Regions from separate parts of the Homo sapiens genome. Here regions 1, 2, 3 and 4 are each linked to region 5. The links are chromatin contacts, found by Hi-C or POLR2A ChIA-PET in ENCODE. All regions are on one chromosome and are shown on one strand. Each heading gives the region's core, a stretch centred on a gene start or an enhancer-like site at or near the end of the contact. The rest is flanking DNA. Distances are from core to core; before and after follow the strand shown.

Region 1 (2,700 bases), core at 37-2,536, 1.8 Mb after region 5:
AGTGGTGCCATCTCGGCTCACTGCGGCCGCCACCTCCTGGGTTCAAGCAGTTCTCCTGTTTCAGCCTCCAGAGTAGCTGGGACTACAGGCATGTGCCACCACACCCGGCTAATTTTGTATTTTTAGTAGAGACGGGGTTTCACCATGTTGGCCAGGCTGACGAACTCCTGACCTCAGGTGATCCACCCGCCTAGGCCTCCCAAAGTGCTGGGATTACAGGCGTGAGCCGCTGCACCCAGCCTCGAACTGCACTTTAAATTGGATAGCTGGGCGGGCGTGGTGGCTCGCGCCTGTATTCCCAGCTACTCGGGAGGCTGAGGTGGAAGGATTGCTTGACCCCAGGAGGTCGAAGCTGCAGCGAGTCGTGATTGCGCCACTGCACTCCAACCTGGGTGAAAGACAAGACCCTGTCTCTAATATATAAGAAATGAATAAATAAATAAATTCGATTGCCAAAATTCTTGCTGTTCCCAGCATATTCCACTTTCACCTTTCAGCGCCTTTGCTTATGCTGATCTGACTGTAACTGCATTCCCACCCTTCTCCTTCTGGGTAAAGGGCATCTTCTTTCCAAACTCAACTCTTAGCATCAGAAAGCTGTCCCTGATACTGCAGTTGAGTCGCATGTGATACTGAAAAAAAAAGAAAAAAGGAAAAAAAAGAGAGCTCTCCCTGAATCCCTTGGTGGACTATGTTAGGTAAACTTCATCTTTGCCTGCATCATATTATGTATTGGTTCTTCTCTGCCCCCTCGATTGTAAACTCCTCAGGGGCAGAGGTAACAGCTTTGCAGCCCTGGGAGTTAGGTTTGCTTAAGGGACCAGAACAGGTGTGACTGGCAGGGAGCGAAGTCTGGAGCTTTGTCTGAGGCGCTGATAGGTGGATCGGCGGAAGGACGCGGAACCTGGACAGGTCGGAAATAAAGCCGGGCGAGCAGCTCTGTGCGCGATGTGACTTCATGAGTGGATGCTGAGAAAAGCGGCAGAGTACGACTTTAACCGCCTAGCCACAACACGTCCTGCTAGGGCGAGGAGGGAGACAGTGATACAGCACTGGGCAAGTGCTGAAGCGACAATTACTTCTAGGGCGGGGTAAAAGCCCCAGAGTATTTTTGCTGGAAGGAGGTATTTATTTGAGCAGGGTTCTGGAAGACGAGCCGCCGAAGGGTACCTCCGGCTTTCCGTTTCAAGTCCCACGCTGGTGGAGGTTGCTCGGTACCCGCGCCTGCGCGTGCCCGTCTCGACTCTTAGGCCCGCCCTTTCCTGCCAGACCTGGAGGGGCGGGGCGGTGCCGGCAAGATGGCTGCGCCCGAGAAGATGACGTTTCCCGAGAAACCAAGGTAAGCGCCGTACGGGGAGATGAGCAGGCGAGCGGGCCGATCGTGGGCATGGAGGATGTGGTGGCAGGAAGAAAAGAGAAGCTGGGCCAAGCTAAGTGAGCCACCGCGGCAGCTCCATTCCTTCCTGGTGCGCGCTCTGGTGCCCTCCCCGGACTTGCACGGGCGGCTGTGGCTCAGGCAAGCGAGGAGAGGATCAGGTTGGCGGATGGAGAAGAACTGTCTGGGAGTGGGAGGATGAGGCGATGATAGATGGCTGTTCTGTAATTAAAATACAGGAAGCAAGGTTTCTCTCCTCAGCACCCGAACTATTTCCTTTCATTGGGCACAGAGGAGCGGGGAGCTCGGGCAGCGCTGCATTGTAGCCGCTGATCGTCGTGTATATGTCTTAATCTTCCAGCCACAAAAAGTACAGGGCCGCCCTGAAGAAGGAGAAACGAAAGAAACGTCGGCAGGAACTTGCTCGACTGAGAGACTCAGGTGATGGACTCTTTATTCTGTTTTCTGTGTTGTGAAATTGCTCTGTCCACTCCAGCCCTAACTTGAAGCCCCAGTGTCAGAAGGAAGTCAAATATTGTGTCGGAGGAAAAATAGCTGTGACTTCTGCCCCCAAGTAGTTATTTAGAAACACATGTCAGAAACAATGTTAACATACTAAAGGCAGGAAGAGGAAGTCTTGGTGAATGATCGCCCACTGATTCTGTGTAACTTATAAAGTATCTAATATTACAGTTGCAAGCTTCATGAATTACAGCAGCTAGCACAGTCCTTGCACACGTAGTAAGTATTCGGTGAATGTTTTTCTTCGTAAAACCAGCAGGAGTTGAAGGTATTAATTAGACGTTTTGCAAGTTTTTCTCAAACTTGACTAATATGAGACCCTTGGTTTACCCAAATTATTATGTTATTCAAATATATATCAACATAATACTAGTTATGAAGCTCATTTATTTATTTTTGAGACAGGGTCTTGTTCTGTTGCCCAGGAGGGATGTGCACAACCACGGCTCACAGCAGCCTCCACCTCCCAGGCTCAAGCAGTCCTCCCACCTCAGCCTCCCTAGTAGCTGGGACTACAGGCATTCACCACCACACCTGGCTAATTTTTTCTTTTCTTTTCTTTTTTTTTTTTTTTTTTTTTGAGACGGAGTCTCGCTCTGTTGCCCAGGCTGGAGTGCAGTGGCACGATCTTGGCTCACTGCAGCCTCCGCCCCCTGGGTTCAAGCAGTTCTCCTGCTGCAGCCTCCCGAGTAGCTGGGATTACAGGCGTGCGCAACCACACCCGGCTAATTTTTGTATTTTTAGTAGAGATGGGGTGAAACCCCATCATGTTGGCCAGGCTGGTTTCGAACTTCTGACCTCAG
Region 2 (2,700 bases), core at 51-2,550, 1.7 Mb after region 5:
TCTTCAAGCCAGAAATGCAAGGGAGGAGAAGAAAAAAGAACTGTGTGATAGTAAAATCTTTATTGTTGGCATATGAAGCAATATAAGTAGCAAATTTTACTTCTACAAAGGGGGGAAATTATATATTTCTATACATGTGGAAGAGTAGATATTCAGTGAAGATTTTTTGATAATTTATTGTGTAAAGAAATGTACTAAATACTATAAAAGTGGCTTCCTATGTTTACTACCCCCAAATATTCCTACTAATGACCTGAGATTACCAACTCCTTTTCCACCTATTAACCTTTTGCCACATCTTCCCCAATTTTCTCATCCAAACCCAAGTTGGGGCAACTTCAGACTGTAAGCTTCTTGAGGCTTGTCTTGTTTGTCAGGGGAGCATGTACTCAATAAATGAAATTTGCATGAATGAGTCAGAGATTTATGTACACAGGGGAAGAAAGCTGGTTATAGCTTCTTCATATTTTTCACGTGGACCCAGAGTTGTAAATTGAGGGAAGAAGGATAGCAGAGTAATCTCAAAGCACAAAGTGGGGGTGATGTCTTCACACGCCCTCAGCAGCAACGGGGCACTGGGTGCTTAGGAAAGCCCATCTGAAGGAGACATCAGGAAGTAGAGGAATTCTGTTTTTTCCACTCATCTGCCTAGTATTTAAGGTCGGCTAAGAGGCTAGAAGGAACACATCCACAGTTCTGCTTTAGAGGATATGAAAATTGGGCTGGAAGGAACACGGGTCCACAGTTCGAGTTCAGAGGACATAAAAACTGGCTCAAAGAAACTCGGGTAAATTGGACATGAAAACTAGCGGGAAAGGACACGTTCAGTGTTTGTTTCCCTACTGAGTCACCTGTTCCCAGCACATAAAGTCGTGGTGTTTGGAGATGGGAGGAACCGAGGGAAAGTCACTTTTTAGATAAGGCTCTGAAGCCCCAGGTCTAGTTTCAATCCACTAATGCGGCCAGCGGCGAGCAGGAGGAGGGAGGATTGGTCCGGCGGGGGCGGGGCCAGAGCAGGGCTCAGAGGCGTGGCCCAGGCTAGAGGGAAGAGCCCAGGGGGAGCGCAGAGGCGGGGCTAGGAGGGAGCAGGGGTGAATGGGGGCGTGGCCCGGGCGAGAGGGGCGTGGCTGTAGCTAAAGGGGTGTGGCCAGGGTGGAGGGCAGAGACTGGCACAGTTTGGTTGGGCGTGACCGGGGCAATAAGTACGGACGTAGTGGGGCGTGGATCTGCCAGGTGGGGGCGTGGCCTCCATTGAGGGGCGTGGCCCTGGTATGTGGGGCGTAACAGGGCACGAGGGGGCGTAGCTTCGATGGCCGGACGTGCAGGCTGCGGATCCCCGTAGGCGAGCGAGCGGCTAGGTTCGTGATCTGGAGAGACGCTCAGGTAAGGACGGGTGGCCGAGAGGAGTGGGGGGCGACCAGGGACAGGCCGATCCAGACAGGGCCGTGATTCTTCCCACGACTCTCCGCTCTGGCGCACCGGGTTCCGGAGCTAGGAGAGCTGTTGATCCTGCGAGTATTGTCTGGGTCCCGGCAGGGCGCCCGGGAGTACTGAGTGGGGCCTAATGGGGTGTCGAACTCCCCCACCCCAGCCCTCTTCCTCCACTATGGGAGTTACCAAACGGCTGTCATCCTTTAAGGTTCTTTGCACAGGACGCGATAACAGCTGTTCCAGAGAAAAGGGGGTGGGGGCGCGGGAGAGCAGTTCCTTGGTAGGTAGGGTTGCCAAGGTTGGTTGAATCCAAATAACTCCAGAAAGTCCAGCCTTCTGTGAAATAGCTAGAGACGGGGGTAAGGGCGACAAATCTGAGGTTGCGGTTCCAGAAACCGAGGCTCAGTAAACTGGAACTCCCTCAGATCTGCATTGTATCCGCACCACCCACTATGCTAGGGGCTGTGGAGAGACTCACAGCCACTCACCCCCAAGACAGGGTATCAGCATCACAACTGTGCCATGCGGGCAAATCTGAGCTTTCTTCACCCTGCAGTTCTTTCTTCTGGCCTTTTTGTTTTGTGCTCAGCCCTAAAGCTGAAGGAGAGGAACCTCCAAATACAAACCTTGTTGGTTTTCGTGATTCTTGTGGCATTCAATGTTAAATGCTTCTGCCCCGAGGCTTGTGGCAATTGGTTAATATTGATGTCAGTGCCCTTCCCTCCTGTGTATTTTCGCTGGGAAAGTTTGAGAGATAAGGGGAGTTGATGTGTACAACTTAGTTTGAAAAGAACTTGTTCTCTCCTAGCCACTGAAAACCGCGTTGCTTTCTGCTTCCCATTCTTCCTTTACTGATAATCTGGCCATCACTCTGCTGTTTAAAAGTCTTGCTAGAGTATGGAGACAAGTAGTGCTATTTCTGTGGTGAGAGAAGCTGCCCCAGAGCATACCCTTGAATTGTCCCTGCACATCTCTCAGGAGTGGCCACTCTTCTTGGGTATGTTGGAAGTGGAAAACCGTAAAGCTTTCTAGGAATATTTTTTACTGAGGTTTTTTTTTTTTTTTAACCTCAGCATCAGGGTTGGAATTCACTGAAATGCCAAAAGCAGCAAGGGCACCGTTCTCTGTGCCTGTACACACCTGCCCTCTTCTCCCTGGAGCCAGGCAAAAAGCTGCAACCACTCACAATTGGAACGCAGTAAAGGTTGAGTGAATTGTGAGTGAATGAATGAATATGAATATTTGGGAAATTTGACGGAAAGGGGAAAA
Region 3 (2,700 bases), core at 158-2,657, 1.6 Mb after region 5:
CTCAGTCTGTGATCTCTTTGACTCTTGTCTTATTTCTTACTGGAACATAGTACTTGATAAATCTGTCTTGAATGAATGAATGAATGAATGGCTAATGGAAAGTGTCCATCCTCTAAGAATGTCCGTTCAGAAATTTCTGGACAGAAAAGCTGGTAATAACCTCCTCACTTTTTTCCTGTGAACCCAGAATTGCGAATGGAGGGAGTAAAAAAGCGTAATCTTGGAGCAGGGGGCTGCAAACAGAGGTCTGAATGTGGTGGTGTCTAGACAGGACCTAGAGAGCATTAGGGCACCAAGTGCCTAGGAAAAGTCATCAGGAGGACACATCAGGAAGTAGAGGAGTGTGCTTACTCCATGTATCTCCCTAGCATTTAAAGTCCGCTGACTTTAAATGGGCTGGAAGGAACACGGTTCCAGTTTATCTCCATATCGGGTTAAAGGACATGAAACCTAGCTAGAAGGAACATTGCTCCACCACTGGCCCATCAGTTCTGTTTCCTACTCGGTTTTTGCTTAACGAGTTGTGGTGTTTAGAGTTGGGAGATACATGGAGAAAGTCACTTTTTAGGAGAGGATCAGAGATCCGCAGGCTCATTTCACTCTATAAATGCCGCGGACATCTGGTTCCAGGACCTGGACAGTCCTCTCTGGAGACTGGTGGGCCCCTCCAACACCTCCGTGGCTTCCCGGGATCAAGTATCGCACCTAAAAGGAGCGCAGAGAGCGTGCAACTGGCGGGAGAGGCGTGACCAGAGTGGAACCAAAAGTGGGTGGCCTGGGAACCTAACGCGTGACCAGAAGTGAAGGTAGGTAAGTGCGCATGCGCAGGATGCGAGTGGCCAATGAGGACCACAAGGTTGTAGCGTGTGGCCTGAGAGGACGGCCAGGACTGGCCAGAAAAGAGAGGTGTGGAATGCAGTAAGAAAAGTGACGCGGACCAGAGGGGTCTTGCCTGTTCCGAGAGAATGGAAGGGGTTAGCCACGGTGGGAACGGCCACGGCGGGAACGGCCCCGCCAGTGAGGAGCGCAGGCAGCAAGGCTTAGCGGAAGAGGCGTGACCCAGGCGTACCGCAGGGGCGTGGCCCGAACGAGCTGACTTTAGCCCTTACGTGAAAGGCGTGGCGTAGTCGCAAGGGTGTAAAAAAGAAATTCGAATTCGCGGGACGGTCGGCCTCAGGCGGAGTAGGGACGTGAGCCCAAGGGAGGGAGGTGGGGTAGGCAGACTAGTTGTGACTGGATGATCACTGGGCGAAGGGTGGAAAAGTGGCCACAGATGGAAAGGCGGGCTGCGGAGTAGTGACCGGCAAGGGAGGTGGCGCGAAAAGGGAAGTAGGGACATGACGTAGTTGGAACGCAGAGACGTGCCTCGAACGTGGGGGGCGCGGTCCTTACGTGTGGGCGTGCCTTGTTGCTCTGAGGGGCGTAACAAAGATGGTGGAGCAGGCGGAGGGCAGAGGCGTCGGCAAGTTAGCGTGCAGGCGCGTGGCAGCGACAGGAGATGTGTAGCCAGAGCGCAGAGCAGGTGTGGACTCCGGCGCTGGGGAAGCGTGGCCAGGGCGAGATTTCAGCCTGGGTCGGGGACAGAATGGGGACTGATAGGGGCGTAACCTGGAATGACGAAATGACGTTTGCTGCGTAGGGACGTGGCTAAACGTGAGGGGGCGTGGCCAAGATGGCCGCGTGCGGGATCCTCGGGTACCGGGAGCGAACGAGGAGGTTCTGGCTCAGGTAAGTCGTTCGGGTAAGGGCGGGCGGCAGTAAGGAGCGTGGGCAGCAGCAGGGCGTGGTCTGCTTGAGAGGGCAGGAACTGTGCCACTTGCCGCAAACATGACCGCGTGCCGCTATCGGCCCTGGAGCCAGAGAAGCTTTTGGTGCGGCGAGGTTGGCCGGGGCCCTGGCGGGGCTTCTCTGAGGAATGGGAGTGGGAGGCTGGCGGCGGGGAAATAGCCACTTCCCCACTCTAGCCCTCTTTCTCCGCTATGGGGATCACCAGACATCCTTTTAGGATTCTGTCTATTAAAAAGTAGAACAGCTTTCCCAGAGACATTGCGGGATGAGAGGAGTGTCCAGAAACCAAGGAGCAGCAAGCTGGGACTCCCTCGGGTCTGCATTGTTGATATTCCCACCTGACTATGCTAGGGGCTATGGACAGACACAGCCACCCCAGAGTAGATCAAAAGCACAGTTGTGTCCCTTGGACAAATCTGAGTTTTTCTGTTGTGCCTTGCCCCAGAGCCGGAGGAGAGGAACCTCCAAAATGCAGACATTCTTGGTGGCTGGGATTCTGTGTGATATTCAGCGTTAAATGCTGCTGCTCTGAGGCTGCTGGAAACGCGTTAGTATTAATATCTGTGTACTTCTCTCACATTTACTTTTGCTGGAAAAGCTTGGGAAATGACTTAACGAAGATGCGTAAACCTTAATTTGTTTATATGCTCCTTATTAGCCACTGAATACCACATTGCTTTCTGCTTCCCCTTCTTCTTTACTGATAATCTGACCATTTCCACTATGCACTTTGAAAGTCTTGCTGGAGTATGGAGAATAGTCAGAAATCTCTGGTAAGATGCTGCCCCGCGCATCTCTCAGAGGAGTCACTATTCATAGCCTGCATCAGAGTTCACAATGAACCAAAGTTCACCCCACCTCCCCTGTCTTCAGGGACTTAGTGAAAAGCTGCACTGTTCTTGAATATTTTGG
Region 4 (2,700 bases), core at 78-2,577, 1.0 Mb before region 5:
TCATGTCTTTTCATCATAGTCTATACAATCATCTTGTCAACAAGTTATCGTAAAAATTGTTGAAAAGGATCTATTAATTCTCAGCCCAGAGGCTGTCCTTTGGATTTCTTTGTGACTATTGCTTTGGTCTTACATGTGGCTGATATCAGCTTGTTTTGAAAATCCAAACACTAGTCCACATTTTCACCTAGTAAAGTCATTGATGCCTTCTTTGTGGCCAGTTATAAGGAGCTTTTTCATCTAATTCATGATGACCCAGGAACCTTACCTCCATGACAAAAATGTTCCTGGAACTCAGCTTCCCAACGTCATCTCTACTTCAGTTCTTTAGGTTGCCAGATGTTGAAGATAAATCACTTTAACTGTGGTTGCATAGAATTGGTTGGGAATCACATGAGTTTCTTCATGTAAAAACTACCAAGACCTCTGCTTTGGGTCTAGATCCTGGTTTATGCTGCCTTCTTCAAAACTAAGGGGAGATGCTGGGACTTGCTGTTAGCTCCATTTTTTTTTTTAATTGCATGATTCTCTGACTTTGCTGAGGAGTTGTAGATCCAAGTTCAAACATACATTGGCAACTACACCCAAATGCAGCCAAGATACAAGGGTCTACATGTGATACAGGGTCTAATTAGCCATGTGACTTTGGACAGGTCATTCTCTCTGGCTTTGATTTTCTCATTTGTAAAATGATGTATTAAATTGGGGCAAAAGTAATTGCAGTTTTTGCCATTAAAAGTAATGAATTCGGTTCTTCCTAATAATTGAATTAGGTTCTTTCCAGGCCCTTTTCTGGTTCTTTCCATTTCTAAAGGTCTATGATGAATAGGCCAACCATGTCATCATGGGTTCCAGCGCAGCACCCTAGAGCCCCACACCTCATTCCTGGCAGGCACGCACATCTCCAAATAGGGCTCCTTAGTTTTTAAAGAAGGGAAAACGGATAAGGAGAACTGAAACCCACATACTTTCAGTTCTGACTTTGTGAGTTTTGAATTTAAATGCTTTCTCATATGAAACAGTGAGTGGGCAGAAGCATTCTACAAGAAGAGAGCCCTGAAGTTAGATGAGCAATGAGCAATCCCTTTCTGTTGGTGATTCTCTTTTGAAACAAAACGCATCACTGCTCAAAGCTCAACTGCCAAAAAAAAGAAAGAAAGAAAGAGGGAGAGAGAGAGAGAGAGAGAAAGAAAGAAAGAAAGAAAGAAAAGAAAGAAAGAGAGAGAAAGAAAAGCTAAGAGTAAGGAGAAAAAAGAAAAAGAGAGAGAGAACCCACCACCCTGTGCGAACAGCACAGCTGAACAAAGGGAAATAGAAGGTAGTGGCATGTGAATCCACGTGGCCCTTTGCCAACCCACTTGCCTCTCACGCTGCCACACTTGCATATATCAGGGTAATTTCTGGGATGGAGGTTTTTACTGAGCACTTGTTGGCAGAGAGATTTTCTCCCAGTCTCATGACGTTCACAAAAAGCTAGTACTGAGAGGAAAAAACTGCTGGGACTTACATGTAATAGCATCTTCCAAGCAGCTCTATAAGATGACTAACATTTCAGCTGGACACGAGACAAAACTTGGCACCAGAAATGGTGGATGATGGTGCACCACCACTGCTTCATGCAGCCCACTATCGAGGCAAGGGGGTCTGAGCACATTGCCTGCAAATAATATGTTTGCAACTTTTCAATTCATTTGAGTCCTGACTTAAAAAAAAGCGTGCCAGGCAAATGATCATCTGCATGACTTTTCAGAAGGTTTTGCCCTGCTAGCCCTTAAATGATATGTGAAAACAAATCAGGGAGTTGGGGCCATCTGAAATGTAGCTTGAGAGGGTAAGAGAAGATGGAGAGACATGCTAAGGGTTTAAATAGGAGGAACCAATGAGGAAAAGCACATGACACTATTATAGTGGAATTTTGCCTTTTTTTGGCCATTCCTGTATTTCCATAGTTGTAACCATTTGTTACAAGCTATTCCTCTGATTTTTTTTTTTTTTGCATCTTATAAAAGTGAGGAGTCTATAAAAGACAACATTTTGTAGGCCTGCAGCCTTTGCATCTAGTTTTTGGAAATAAGTTGTTACTTATCTGCCTATGAATGCCTTCTCCCAGCTTTCCTCGAATTTTTTGAGGGATGAGGAAAAATTAGTTTCCTTTTAAAATACGGAACCCCTGGAGAACATTTGTTTCTCAGAGAATGATAAACAAGGAAAGGGGATGTGATGCATACAGCAAATTTAAAAACATTATCAGGCTGGATGCAGTGGCTCATGAAGCTTGCATTTTAGTGCAAAAAAACAAATAAATATATAATGTGGCAAGTGTATTGCTAAGCATTTTAGAGAAAAGTGAAATAGGATAAAAGGATTAGAGAAGAAATGGGAGGGTGGAGGGTCCATGCTATGTTGTAGGTCATGATTGTAAATACCATTAAGTCTAGTTTCCATTCTCCCTCTGTGCAGATGAAGAAACTGAGGCACTAAAGGAAGACATGACTGCCCAGGGTCTCCCAGCTGGCTAGGCACCCACTGGGAATGAAACCCAGCTCTCCTGACCCAAGACAAGCCCTCTTTTCTCCCATCTCGACACCCGCACTTGGAAATGGGTTGCTGCAGTAGGAATTTGAAGTCTAGCATTTTTTCCCCTTGCAATCAATTGATACTGATTTTCTTATGAGTACAAAATGAATTGTCCAACACCAT
Region 5 (2,700 bases), core at 85-2,584:
TTACACTCTAGCCTTAACTGTTCAAAACTTTCCCCCGTCATTCTCATCTCACCCTATCCTTTAAAAAAAAACCCAAAATGATTAATCACCATCTATAGAACAGTTTCAGAATGAACATTTCTCTCTGGAACTTTAGTTTGTATACTTCCCCAGCACAGCAATGAACACACAGAGGGGATTTATACACCTGTGAACTTGCTTTCAGTTATGCTTATTCCAAGTTACTAACCAGCAGTCTTTAAAAATATATGGTTTCTGTTCACATTGAAATTACAAAGAGACTGTTATTCCGATAAATTATGCTAGCAAAAATAGTATTTTTAAAGGGTAGCTCTCATCCTACAATTCATGGGGGCTGTGAGCATAAATAATCCTAGAAGTGTTGCGTTACTAATCTTTAGTCTAGATTTTTTAAGTAATATTGTTCTGATTTGAGATGAAGAACAGCTGAATACACAGCCTAGCCTGTCAAACGAGTTTAAAAACATCATTCCTGAAAAAAATAAAATTGTTCAGAACCATCTGATCTGTACTAAGGGAACATCAAGATTTCAGAGCTAAAATGCACTTCGTTGGCCACTGGTTCAATTACAGCTCATTACTGATAAGTGGGCAGAGACACAAGGCCCATAAACTGTAGGCGCCAGATGTCTCAAGATAACTCCCACCAAAAGCTGACCTCCTGCAGAGGTTAAAGTGCAAGAGAAAAGAAAGAAACCCGAATTTTTGAGCAGAGAGGGCAATATCCTAGACATCCTTCAAGTATGTGGCTGTCCTGGGCGATCTTCTATTCAGATACTGGACTGGATGGGCAAAATCCGAATTCACCTACAGACCTTAACACGGTGGTTCTCGGCACCCCAGAATCACCTGGGCAGCTTTAAAAACTACCGATGCCAGGGCCCCACTATTAGAGATTCTGATTTCATTGGTCCGGGATGGGGGCCCGGGGATCAGAATTCTTAAAGAGTCGTCCAGTGATTCGGAAGCACTGCAGAGCTGAGAGCCTCTGGGACTGGTCCCCTCTCACAATTAACCTGCAATGATTTAGGAATCTCATGGGCCTCCGGCCCCACCTTTTGTCGCGGGATTAAGATAATTATGAGAGCAACGTGACGTCCAAGACCTCGGCTCTCTGCGCATCAGAAGAAGCCAGGGCCCGGGGCGTCTAAGCTCCTCCCTCACTCCCCAAAGGAAACCCAGCCGTCCCCGAAGTCACCTCGTGGGCGCGCAGCTTGCGGATCCTGGGCGTTGGCCGCGCAGGGGCCTAGTTTTCCTTGGAGAGACAGAGGGGGAGTGGGGGACGCGAGGGAGGCGGCTGTTGCCGGGGCGACTGGAAGCGCGCTTCCGGTGCGGAACACGTGGCGTGGCGCGGCGCGCCGGAAGTCCCCCCCTGTGTCGCGGACGTCACGTTCGCACCGCAGGCGGTGCAGTGCTGGAGGCCGGAAGCTGCCTGCTAATCGGCTACCCCGAGTGGAGCGCCGGGGCGGCAGGCGTGGGATGGCTGCGGGTGGCGGGGCCGGCGGAGAGGGAGCTGCACCGGGCGGGGCACTGGGACTGTGGCGGGCACCCGCGCCGGGGGTCGGACGGTGCTTCTGCACCGGCGAGATAAGGGTCGCTTCTGCACCGCCCGGGTTTCCAGCCTTTAACTTTTTGTCCTTTCCTCAGCTTTCTTCGTTTTCCTTCCCTTGTCTTTACTTAGCCTTTTCTTTCTTCCTTTCTGTTTTCTTTCTTAACTAAAACAGTTTTAGTTTCTTAATTTGTCCCAGCGTAAAACACCCAGTCTTTGAAAATAGATTAACCCAGATCTCAGTTTGAGTGCGAGTCCAGTGCTAAGTTTGTAACTTCCCCAAGCCTCGTGTGTCTCATCTATAAGATATGCATAACCTAATGCAGAGTGCCTGATGCATTGCAGCAGACAAAACATTAGTACTAATATGTTTGTAATTATAACCATCACAGCAATACCTGCCCTGTTAACATTACAAGAGTCATTAACAAGAACCAAGCATAAACAATTAGAAGTCTTACGTGACATATCATTTCTGGGGCAATTACCATATTTAATACTTTCTGGGAATTTATTCCAAGGAAAAACAGGTACGAACCAGATAGATGTTTATTACAGAATTATTTTAAAAAGTGAAAATTGGAAAAGACCTAAATGCCCAACAAGGAAATGGCTAAGTCAATTGGGTGGTATTAATGACGTGACATTACTGTATTATTCCTGGACTACAGAAGAATTAAAATGGTATAGAAGAATATTAACTTTAACAAATATTTACTGGATGCCGGCTATGTGCCAAGTATTCTATGTTAGCGCTGTCCATTGTAACCACTACATGTGGCCCTGAGAACCTGAATTGTAGTAGTCTGAACTGAGATACACTGTAAGGGTAAATTACACTCTAGATTTTGAAGAAGAATGAGAAAAAGAATGTAAAATACCTCAATTTCTTTATAGTGATAACATCTTAGAGAAGGACTATTGAGGTTAAAGACTAAAATTTGATCTTTATCTTTTTACTTTATTAGTGTGGCTACTAGAACATTTAAAATTATATATGTGGCATGCATTGCATTTCTATTGTACCGTGGTATTCTATTTACCGGATACACAGTAGTAAACAATACAGTTTTGGGGCTCATAAAATTAAATCTTTTGTGTAGAACATAGACAATAAGCAGATAAATAGA

What was found. Hi-C counts contacts between places; a loop is a spot of excess contacts on that map. ChIA-PET counts read pairs that join two places held with the same protein, here RNA polymerase II (POLR2A). Pooled maps may share reads with other maps.
Region 1: a pooled map shows a loop between it and region 5 (13-fold over the local background). The contact joins the promoter of ZRSR2 here to the promoter of GEMIN8 in region 5. A Hi-C loop is called at or near these places in 7 of 50 pooled maps. POLR2A ChIA-PET finds 5 or more read pairs at or near these places in 2 of 52 experiments (OCI-LY7 and activated CD4-positive, alpha-beta T cell).
Region 2: a loop to region 5 is called in a pooled map, with 12 times the contacts of the local background. The contact joins the promoter of CA5B here to the promoter of GEMIN8 in region 5. A Hi-C loop is called at or near these places in 6 of 50 pooled maps. POLR2A ChIA-PET finds 5 or more read pairs at or near these places in 2 of 52 experiments (HEK293 and WTC11).
Region 3: a loop to region 5 is called in a map of B cell, with 18 times the contacts of the local background. The contact joins the promoter of CA5BP1-CA5B here to the promoter of GEMIN8 in region 5. A Hi-C loop is called at or near these places in 6 of 168 maps with a recorded cell type or tissue (B cell, CD4-positive, alpha-beta T cell, ascending aorta and 2 more) and 15 of 50 pooled maps. POLR2A ChIA-PET finds 5 or more read pairs at or near these places in 1 of 52 experiments (activated CD4-positive, alpha-beta T cell).
Region 4: a loop to region 5 is called in a pooled map, with 10 times the contacts of the local background. The contact joins the enhancer-like site here to the promoter of GEMIN8 in region 5. A Hi-C loop is called at or near these places in 5 of 37 single-sample maps with no recorded cell type and 6 of 50 pooled maps. POLR2A ChIA-PET finds 5 or more read pairs at or near these places in 1 of 52 experiments (activated CD4-positive, alpha-beta T cell).

What each region holds. Positions count from the first base shown.
Region 1 is chrX:15,789,198-15,791,897 of GRCh38, forward strand. It overlaps ZRSR2 (zinc finger CCCH-type, RNA binding motif and serine/arginine rich 2), which reads left to right and starts at 1,287. Exons shown (of 11, transcript NM_005089.4): 1 at 1,287-1,339; 2 at 1,737-1,816. The coding sequence starts at 1,299. RefSeq lists enhancers at 1,165-1,614, 2,273-2,700.
Region 2 is chrX:15,736,970-15,739,669 of GRCh38, forward strand. It overlaps CA5B (carbonic anhydrase 5B), which reads left to right and starts at 1,301. Exons shown (of 8, transcript NM_007220.4): 1 at 1,301-1,383. All of the region lies in intron 4 of CA5BP1-CA5B (CA5BP1-CA5B readthrough), which reads left to right. RefSeq lists a silencer at 966-1,265.
Region 3 is chrX:15,674,051-15,676,750 of GRCh38, forward strand. CA5BP1-CA5B (CA5BP1-CA5B readthrough) reads left to right here and starts at 1,408. Exons shown (of 12, transcript NR_160544.1): 1 at 1,408-1,728. It also overlaps a transcript of CLTRN not described here and the pseudogene CA5BP1. RefSeq lists enhancers at 337-840, 1,073-1,691, 1,364-1,483.
Region 4 is chrX:13,004,849-13,007,548 of GRCh38, forward strand. No RefSeq gene overlaps it. Among named protein-coding and RNA genes, the nearest start is that of TMSB4X, 31 kb to the left of the region's middle. RefSeq lists an enhancer at 1,254-1,303. Within about 2 kb of position 1,328, at least 11 of the 41 ENCODE cell types and tissues checked have a DNase peak (open chromatin) inside an H3K27ac peak, as active enhancers do.
Region 5 is chrX:14,028,558-14,031,257 of GRCh38, forward strand. GEMIN8 (gem nuclear organelle associated protein 8) reads right to left here and starts at 1,335. Exons shown (of 5, transcript NM_001042479.2): 1 at 1,220-1,335. RefSeq lists enhancers at 924-1,424, 1,425-1,925 and silencers at 1,302-1,501, 1,536-1,675.